Regions from separate parts of the Homo sapiens genome. Here region 2 is linked to region 1. Evidence: chromatin contacts called from ENCODE Hi-C or POLR2A ChIA-PET data. All regions are on one chromosome and are shown on one strand. Each heading gives the region's core, a stretch centred on a gene start or an enhancer-like site at or near the end of the contact. The rest is flanking DNA. Distances are from core to core; before and after follow the strand shown.

Region 1 (4,328 bases), core at 1,013-3,512:
CAGGAGTTCATCGACTGGCAGACCTAGTTAGCAGGACAACCGAACTACAGGGCACTCACAGGTTTCCTTTTTTTCTCCCGGATTTACTTTTACGTCGCTGGACTATAGGCATACTTAAATCTTATTACAGAATATTTCTGAATTTCCATTCTGACTGTTCAACCAGTAGCAGAGATACGGAACCTGACTAGGGTCAATTTCAAACCTCATTCAGGTCTGTACTATTGTCTTGCTGTAACTAAGAATGAAAAGAGCTGGCTGCAACCAAACTAGGTAACAATAATAGTAAACGCACAGGCAGGAAAGGTAAGTCACAGGTGACTCCCTCTCCCCATCCCCCTGCCCCTTTTTTTTGCAATCTAATTTTTAGAAATGCTGGCATTCTGTACTGCATTCAAGGCCCTTTTCTAGTTAAGGGCAAGAAAACAAACAACTCTGAAAGACTGCCTAGAGAACTGGCAGAAATATTACGGATACCTTAACAGGTATTTTATAACAGAAGTTAAAGTAATATGGTTCTCATAGGTTGCATTTGGTCATTCAATTGCAAGCCTGAGACCCAGAACACAGAAAAGTACTGTTTAAATACACATAAATACTGAGGCCCAAATTAAATCCACTACCAGCGGTCACATGTTGAGCCCTGGCTCGCCTGATTTCTGCAATGGAACCACATTTCCTAATCCCTGAGCATTTGAAGGCTATATAAAGCTCCTTTAGGGGCACTTGTTTCCCACAACTCTGAGCTGCCAGGAAGTTAAGACAAGGGCATCTAAAGGCCTTAACGCCCAAACTGGAAGGCTTTAGGCTAACACCCTGATTAGAGATTAACTGCTCTGAAAACCTGCAACATATTTTAAATGCTTCCCGACTTCCTCATTTCTCTGTATGCAGACATCACCTCAGTGCTATATAGTCATACTGTAAGCTCTATTTTAGATGCTGGGTACAGTACGTATATAGAACGGCCCACAGCGGCTGGAGCCACGCATGGACCCATTTGCTGTGAGCGGGGTGGGGAAGTCAAGTGGGTTCAACGAAATCTGATAATCCTCCATCCTCCCTCCCCCATTCATTCCAGATTTTCTGCGAGGTAGGGTGAGCAACGAAGTGGGGGTGAGTGGTTCCCTAACTGCCCAGGGCCGGGCGCGTGCCTGGGCGGCCCCTGCTCCCCACCCATCCCTGGAGGGAGGTCCTCACCTCGAGCTTGTCTGTCAGCTCCTTATGCATCTGCTCGTACTGCCGGCTCATGTCCTGGTTCCTCTCGAGCAGCGCCTTACCCAGCCGGGCCGCCAACACCAGATCCTTCTCCTTCTGTCGGATCACCGACAGCAGCTCGGGGTCCTGGGAGGGCGGCGGCTGCGGTCCGGCCCCCTCGGCCAGAGACCCAGGCTCGGCCTGAGGGTGTTCCCCGGGGTCGGACGGCCGCTCCCCGGCCGCCAGCAGCGCCAGCTCCTCCTCTAACGCCAGTTCTAGCTCCCCGGAGCCCCCGGGGAAGATGAGGGCGGCGGCGGCGGCGGGACTCCGGACTGCGTCCCCGGCCGCGGCGGGCAGCTCCATGCAGCAGGCGCTGTCCGGCTCGGCGGGTGCTGAAGCGCGGCCGACCAAGCCCAGGCAGAAAGCGGACATGGCCCGCGCGCGCGGAGCCCGCAGCGGTGCGGCCCGGCCCGCGCGCGCCAGGCTGCAGGGGGGAGGGGCCCTGCCGCGCCGCCCCGCGTCCCGCGCCTCGCCTCGCGCCGCGGCACGCGCCCCCGGGTCCCCGCGAGCCCTGGGCGCGGCGCGCGCCGGCCCGCCCCTCCCCCGCGCCGGCGGCACGCGCCCCCTCCCCCGCCCCCGGGCTCAGCTGCTCAGGCGCGCGCGGGAGGAGGGGGTGGGGGTAGTGGCGGAGTAGGTGGTGGGAACGGGAAGGCTGGGGAAGGGAGGACTCAGGAACAGAGACTGAGGGTCGGCGAAGCGGGAGGGGAGGAAGCGAGGAGGAACGCCGCCGCCGGGTTCTCAGCCGCCCTGTTGCCGCTGCCGCTGCTGCTGCTGCTGCCGCCGCCGGCCGGGCAGCGCCTCACGGGGCGGGCTGCGCTCCGCTGTCGCCGCGACGCTTCCTGCTGCTGCTGCTGTTGCCGGCGGCCGCTCTCTGCAGCCGCACTCCATGACCCCCGGCTCCGCGGCAGCCCCAGCAGCAGCGGCGGCGACGGCGGCTGCTGCTGCTGCAGGGGCCGAGGCGGCGGCTCCACATCGCGCGCCGCGCAACCCGGCGAGCTCCTTCCTGCCTTCCCCGGCTCCTCCCGGCTCACCGGGCCGGCAGCGCCCCGCCCCGGGCTTCCGGCCGCGTCCCCTCGCCCCGCCCCTTGCCGGCGCCTGACGCGCGCGGGCACCTGTTCGCCCCGCCCGCGCGGGATTCGCCGGCTCGCGGGTCTCCTCAGCGACGCCCAGGTGGCGCCGGCGGCCTTAACCCCTGCTCTGCCTCACGCCCTGCGGGCGGCTGCGCGCGCCGCCTGCGGAGGCGGCTGGCGCATCCCTCACGGTCCTGGCTGCCTCACCGCGCGGCCACGCCCCCAGCCTTGCACCCACTTCGGGGTGCGGTTCCGCCCTCAGCCTCGCTCAGAGCTGGGGTGTGGCCACGCCCTCAGCTCTCGTACCTCGGGGTGTGGCCTCGCACCCGGCCTCGCTCTCACCTCGGACGGAGCGCGGCCCCGCCCACCGCCTGCTGCTCACCTCCAGGCGCGGCCCCGCCCCCAGCTACTTGGAAGCCGGGGCGCGCCTCAGAGTTCTGTTGCCGCATCTCTGGTGGTGTCTGGGGCAAAGGGGACTGAGGACATTCCTCCAAGACTGGTGACCCGGCCCCGAGAAAGACATACCCTCACGAAATTTAGGTCTGGGCCCCCAGGAGAACTAAGCAGTCAGGAGAGGGAGCCCTAGAGAGCAGTAGGAGGAGGGAGGACTTCGGAAACCAGGCATCTTCATGCTGATGACTCAGGGATATGAAGGACCAGATGCTTCGCAGATCAGCAGCCCGGAGAGAAAGGGTTTCTGCGGAGAAATAACGGAAAAAACTGCTCACAGATGGGAATACGAAGCAAAGAACCTCCCTAATAATAACTACCGTTTATTCGGCACTCAGTGTGTGCCATGTCCTGTATTAAGTGCTTGATAGTCATTATTTTAGATAATCCTCACAAGAACTTTATAAAATCAGTACTGCCGCTTGTCATTTTAACAGAGAAGGAAATTAAAGCCTGAGAGATGGCATCGTCTGCCCAGGTCATTACAACTGGTAGAGTCAGGATTGAGATCTAGCCAGGCCGACGCCAGGGATCACGTGAATCATTATTCTTTATTTTCTTCACATAGAAGCAGTCTTGAGGAAGATAAATGGTCCTTTGTGACCAAGATGGATTGGGTGGATATGGAAGGAACATTTCCTCAATGATTAAAGGAAGGTTTGGAGAGCCTACTGGGTGACTTGCAGTCATTCCTTGGTGTTGACCTCGTTGGTGGTGCTACGTGTCTCCTATTTCCAGAAACAATCCCATCTAAAGCTAGAATTCGTCCCTATGCTTCCTTTTCCTCTTGGACAGACAACCCATTTTTTACTTGGATCATGCCTTTCTTCTTTTCATCCCAGTGAGATGGAAATTTCAGAACATCAAGAGGCTGAAATGGGTCAAATAGTTTCTCATGGTTTTTATCGCTTATTAAATTCAGAGCCTAAACAATATTCAAGTTTTAACATCGTTACCCTTAGACTGAAGGCCAGAATCTGAAAAGCTCCTGGGCCTCAGGGCTGGCATTGTTCACTTGTTGACTGGAAAGGAGACAGACAGTTGAGGGATTCCCACATCAATCTTAGAGCTAAATTTCTGCAGTTGACCATGTTACCATTCCAGCAAGGAAATGTTCTAACACTTTTTATTATGACCTCCCACCTTGAGCTGGAATTGTGGGCCAGAGGTGAGATCCAATTGCCACTTCCTTTTGTCTTATTTGAATCACAGAAGGACAAATTTCTCCCTAATATGTCTGGAGACACATCAAGAACAAACAGGGCCAGGCTCTGTGGCTCCTGCCTATAATCTCAGCACTTCGGGAGGCTGAGGCAGGAGGATTGCTTGAGCCCAGGAGTTCAAGACCAGCTTGGACAATGTAGAAAGTAAAGTTTCCTCTTCAAAGCTTCCCTTCTTGTTAAAGAATGAATAATAAGTGTTAGAAATAATGGTTTCTTTTAAAGACTAACTTCCTTCAAGCCACCTTATTTTATGCTAATAACTCTCTGTTAAGCCCTTTCCTATGTAGCTGTTAGATCTAAGGGAATGAGTACATTCTATGTCCATGTA
Region 2 (4,328 bases), core at 928-3,427, 110 kb after region 1:
TTGAGTACAGGAATTTGAGATCAGCTTGGGTAGCATAGGGAGACCCCATCTCTACAAAAAAAAAAACCCAAAAAAACAAAAAAACAGCCAGGCATGGTGGTACATTCTTGTGGTCCCAGCTACTGGAAGGGCTGAGGTGGGATGATCACTTGAGCCTGGAGAGGTGGAAGCTGCAGTAAGCCGTGATTGTGCCACTGAACTCCAGCTTGGGTGACGGAGTGAGATTCTGTCTAAGAAAAAAGAAAAAAAAAGAGGTGCTTGATAAATAGTAGCTATCCATTATTGGCCCCGGGAACAAGAAGTAAGTTATGTTTGGGGAAGGAAAAAAGAACAAATGTGTATTAAGCAAGCCTGTAGCTCTAATTATGTGCTGGTGTGCGTGTGTGTGTGTGTGTGTGTGAGAGAGAGAACACATCTCCAGTTCTGTCTACTGTAGAATTAGGAGAGTACAAAAAGGACTTTACATATATAAATAGAACATACACACACACACATGCGTGCACACATATACACACAATTTAATCATTATGAAACCACATCCATATTGTTGCTACCTAGGTTAAGAAATAGATCACAGCAGCACCCCAACACCCTGAAAGGCCTCCATCCCAACCCCAGGTAACTACTATTCTGGCTGTTGCTTTCTTTATGGTTTTGTCATTACTTTAAACAATGACAAAAACTGCAATGATTTGCATCAACCTAATACATCCCTCCTTAAACAATGTTGCTTTGTTTTGTCCTGTTTTGGAACTTATAAGAATGGAATCATAATGGAATCATATGTTATTTTCTTGCTTCCTTCATTAGGCCTTGTTTTGAGACTCATTATGTCATTGTGGTTAGTTGCAGTTTATTCTTTTTCATTGCTTGTGAAAACACTGCAATATACAATTTTGTCTTTTCTACTGCTGATGGACATTTATATCACTTCCAGTTTTTTGCGAACACTATTTTGTATTCTTATACACATCTCTTGGTGTACATAAGTAGGAGTTTCTCGCCGGCGTGGTGGCTCAGGGCCTGTAATCTCAGCACTTTGGGAGGCCGAGGTGGGCAGATCACTCGAGGTCAGGAGTTCAAGACCAGCCTGGACAACACGGTGAAACCCCATCTCTACTAAAAATACAAACAATTGGGCATGGTGGCATGCACCTGTAATCCCAGTTACTTGGGAGGATGAGACAAGAGAATAGCTTGAACCTGGGAGGTGGAGGTTGCAGTGAGGCGAGATCGTGCCATTGCACTCCAGCCTGGGAGACAGAGCAAGACTCCATCTCAAAATAAATAAATAAATAGGAGTTTTTCTTAGGTAGAGAAACTACACCTAGCAATAGTCATAGAATGCACAAATCTTCAATGTTAGCAAATAATGCCAAACTTTTTTTTCAAATTTCAAAGAGATTGTATCCATTTACACGCCTACGGGTACTGTATAAGTGTGTGTACTTCCACATCTTCGCAAACACTGTCACATCCTTTTGTTGTTGTTGTTCTCGAATTTGAGTGTTATTCTTTCTCACTGTGACTTTATTTTTCATATTTTCTGATTATGAACGAGGTTGACAACTTTCACACATTTGTTGGTCATCTGGATTTCCTTTTTGGTGAAGTGCCTGTTTAAGTATCTCGTCTATAATTTATTTTAAAGTGTCCTTTCAGACAGTCTCAATGACTGTCACCAACTCCTTGCAGGGCAGTCAGCCCGGAGATAGAGTAATCAAGGTAGGTTGAAGTCAAGCTCAAAACATTCGCTGCCTCAGCTGTAGCAGAGGACCACTGGGCTTCCCCAGGTAACAAGTACTTCTACCTTAGCCACATGAGAGAGAAAGAAGACCAGGCAGAGCAGCCTGGCTGCCTTCCTCCTTGCAGGTGGCCGAGAGCAGGGGACAGCGCCCTGGCGACCTCCTCAGGGATCCTAGATTAACAGTCGCGTCCTCAAACGCAGCATCCTGCGTAACCGCCAATTTCAAACTTCCAAGACCTGCCCTGCTGATTTTGCCCTTCCCTTTTTCCCGTTGGTCGCGAGTCAAAGGAAGATGCAATTTGATTGGCTCTCCCCTTCACTTTCCTCCATGCCTTTAGGGACATGGGCGGGGCCTGGCTGAGACGCCCATGTCTATCATAGGAGCGGAGACGCTGATTGGTCCAAACACGGCTGAGACCCGCCCGCGCCGTTCCTCGGGTTCAAACGCGGCGGCGGGAGGCGCGGGGCGGAACAGATCGCAGACCTGGGGGTTCGCAGAGCGTGAGTCTGATCCCCCAGACCCAATTCTACCGCACCCGGCTCTGCAAGGCCAGGGGAGGGCCGCCTCCACCCATACAAGTCCCGGGTTTCCCTCCCGCCCCGGGGAGGGCGGCGATTCCACCCCCAGGGCTGCGGGAGGCCTGGAGGGTCTTCCGGGGCTAGCTGTGCGCGCGCCCACCTTCCTTGGGAGCCGAGGGGTCAGCCGAGTGGTGCTGGGGCAGGAGGCTTGCTCCTCCCCTAAACCAGGCGGAGTGCTTTGTCTCTTCAGCTCTGCCTCCTGTCAGCACTAACTGCATTATTCTGCCCAGTGTAGTCGGCCGGTTCCTTATTATCTGCGTGAACTTAGCCATTTACTTAACCTCTCTGTTTCAGCGTATTCATACCCCGTGCCCACCCCATCACCTCATGATGCCCCCGCCTCTTTCGCTCTGCTCCAGTCCGTCTGGCCTCGCTGTTGCTGGAGAGGCCAGGTCCTGCCTCAGTGCTTTTGGCTTGGCTGTTTCGTTTGCCACGGATGTCTTTCTTTCCCCAGATATCAACATGGCTTGCTGGTCATTCGCTTCAGGTCTTCAAGTCTTGGGTCAAATGGTGGCTTCTCAGTGAAGTCTTATTTGACCACACTAAAAATTGCACCATCTCACCCCCATTGTCCTTTTCTTGCTCGATTTTGTTTTTACCCCATAGCACTTAACACCTTACAACAAGCTATATATTTTGCTTATTTCAGTCATTCATTTAATAACTATTCGCACCTATTTGTGTGCCAGGCTATGTGTGCCCCCACTGCATGGGGGCAAACATCTCTGCCCTTGTGGAGCTTCCATTCTAAGGGGGGAGATAATAAACACATTTATAAGTAAGAGAGTATGTCAGATAAGTGTATCATCTCCTGTCACAGTGAGTTAAAATCTGGTGTTTAATCTCCATGATTAGACTGAGCTTCCTAAAACTGGAGTGGTAGCTGATTTTCACCTCCTTGTCCCTGATATCTTGAGGGAGATCAGGATCTCTCAGGCCCTTCCTGCTCAAAACATAGGACACACTTGACTTTTCTGATATCCTTTCAGCGCCAGTGGGGAGATGTTGAAGTTCAAATATGGAGCGCGGAATCCTTTGGATGCTGGTGCTGCTGAACCCATTGCCAGCCGGGCCTCCAGGCTGAATCTGTTCTTCCAGGTAACAGCCTACCCTGCCAACTTTGCTCACCTGTGTGTGTCCTTGGAATCTCCTTGTCACTCACCTTTGCTTTTATTTATTTGTTTATTTATTTAGAGTCTCAGTCTCTCAGGCTGGAGTACAGTGGTGCAATCTCAGCTCACTGCAACCTCCGCCTCCTGGGTTCAAGCGATTCTCCTGCCTCAGCCTCCAGAGTAGCTGGGACTACAGCCGCCTGCCACCACACCCGGCTAAATTTTGTATTTTTCTTTTTAGTAGAGACGGGGTTTCACCATGTTGGCCAGGCTAGGGTCGAACTCCTGACCTCAAGTGATCCACCTGCCTTGGCCTCCTAAAGTGCTGGGATTACAGGCATGAACCGTGCCCAGCTTGCTTTTATTATAGGACCAGGGATAATATTTTAGGGGAAATTCTGTTTTGTTTTGTTTGAAACAAGGTCTTCTGTCGACTCTAGGCCTGTGCCACCATGCCTGGCTAATTTTTTAATTTTTTGTAGGGATGGGGTCTCACTGTGTTGCCCAGGCTGATATAGAACACCTGACTTCAAGTGAGCCTCTTGCCTTGGCCTCCCAAAGCACTGGGGTTATAGGTGTGAGCCACTGCACCTGGCCCTCTATTTAGAGTTTTATATGCACTGATTCTTTTGGAAAAAAGACACTGTGCAGAAGTAGATAGCTGAACTTGCCTTAGAAGGGAGATCTTTTCATATTTCTCACACTTTACACTTCTGTACTAAAGTTTATTCATTCATTGATTGATTGGTTGCTTGCAAGACAGGGTCTTGCTCTGTGGCTCAGGCTGGAGTGCATTGGCACAATCACGGCTTACTGCAGCCTTGACCTCCTGGGCTCAAACGATCCTCCCACTTCAGCTTCCTGAGTAGCTGGGACCACAGGTGTGTGCC

What was found. A loop is a pair of places that touch in the nucleus more often than their neighbours do. ChIA-PET counts read pairs that join two places held with the same protein, here RNA polymerase II (POLR2A). Pooled maps may share reads with other maps.
Region 2: a loop to region 1 is called in a map of endothelial cell of umbilical vein, with 11 times the contacts of the local background. The contact joins the promoter of CIT here to the promoter of BICDL1 in region 1. A Hi-C loop is called at or near these places in 3 of 168 maps with a recorded cell type or tissue (CD8-positive, alpha-beta T cell, endothelial cell of umbilical vein and naive thymus-derived CD4-positive, alpha-beta T cell), 13 of 37 single-sample maps with no recorded cell type and 14 of 50 pooled maps. POLR2A ChIA-PET finds 5 or more read pairs at or near these places in 1 of 52 experiments (WTC11).

What each region holds. Positions count from the first base shown.
Region 1 is chr12:119,987,170-119,991,497 of GRCh38, reverse strand. It overlaps BICDL1 (BICD family like cargo adaptor 1), which reads right to left and starts at 2,262. Exons shown (of 10, transcript NM_001367886.1): 1 at 1,201-2,262. The coding sequence starts at 1,629. RefSeq lists silencers at 1,285-1,494, 1,505-1,574, 1,625-1,714, 1,995-2,634, 2,655-2,714 and 1 more and enhancers at 646-1,617, 1,618-2,591.
Region 2 is chr12:119,875,169-119,879,496 of GRCh38, reverse strand. It overlaps CIT (citron rho-interacting serine/threonine kinase), which reads left to right and starts at 2,177. Exons shown (of 48, transcript NM_001206999.2): 1 at 2,177-2,248; 2 at 3,316-3,424. The coding sequence starts at 3,329. RefSeq lists a silencer at 2,418-2,497 and an enhancer at 2,728-2,787.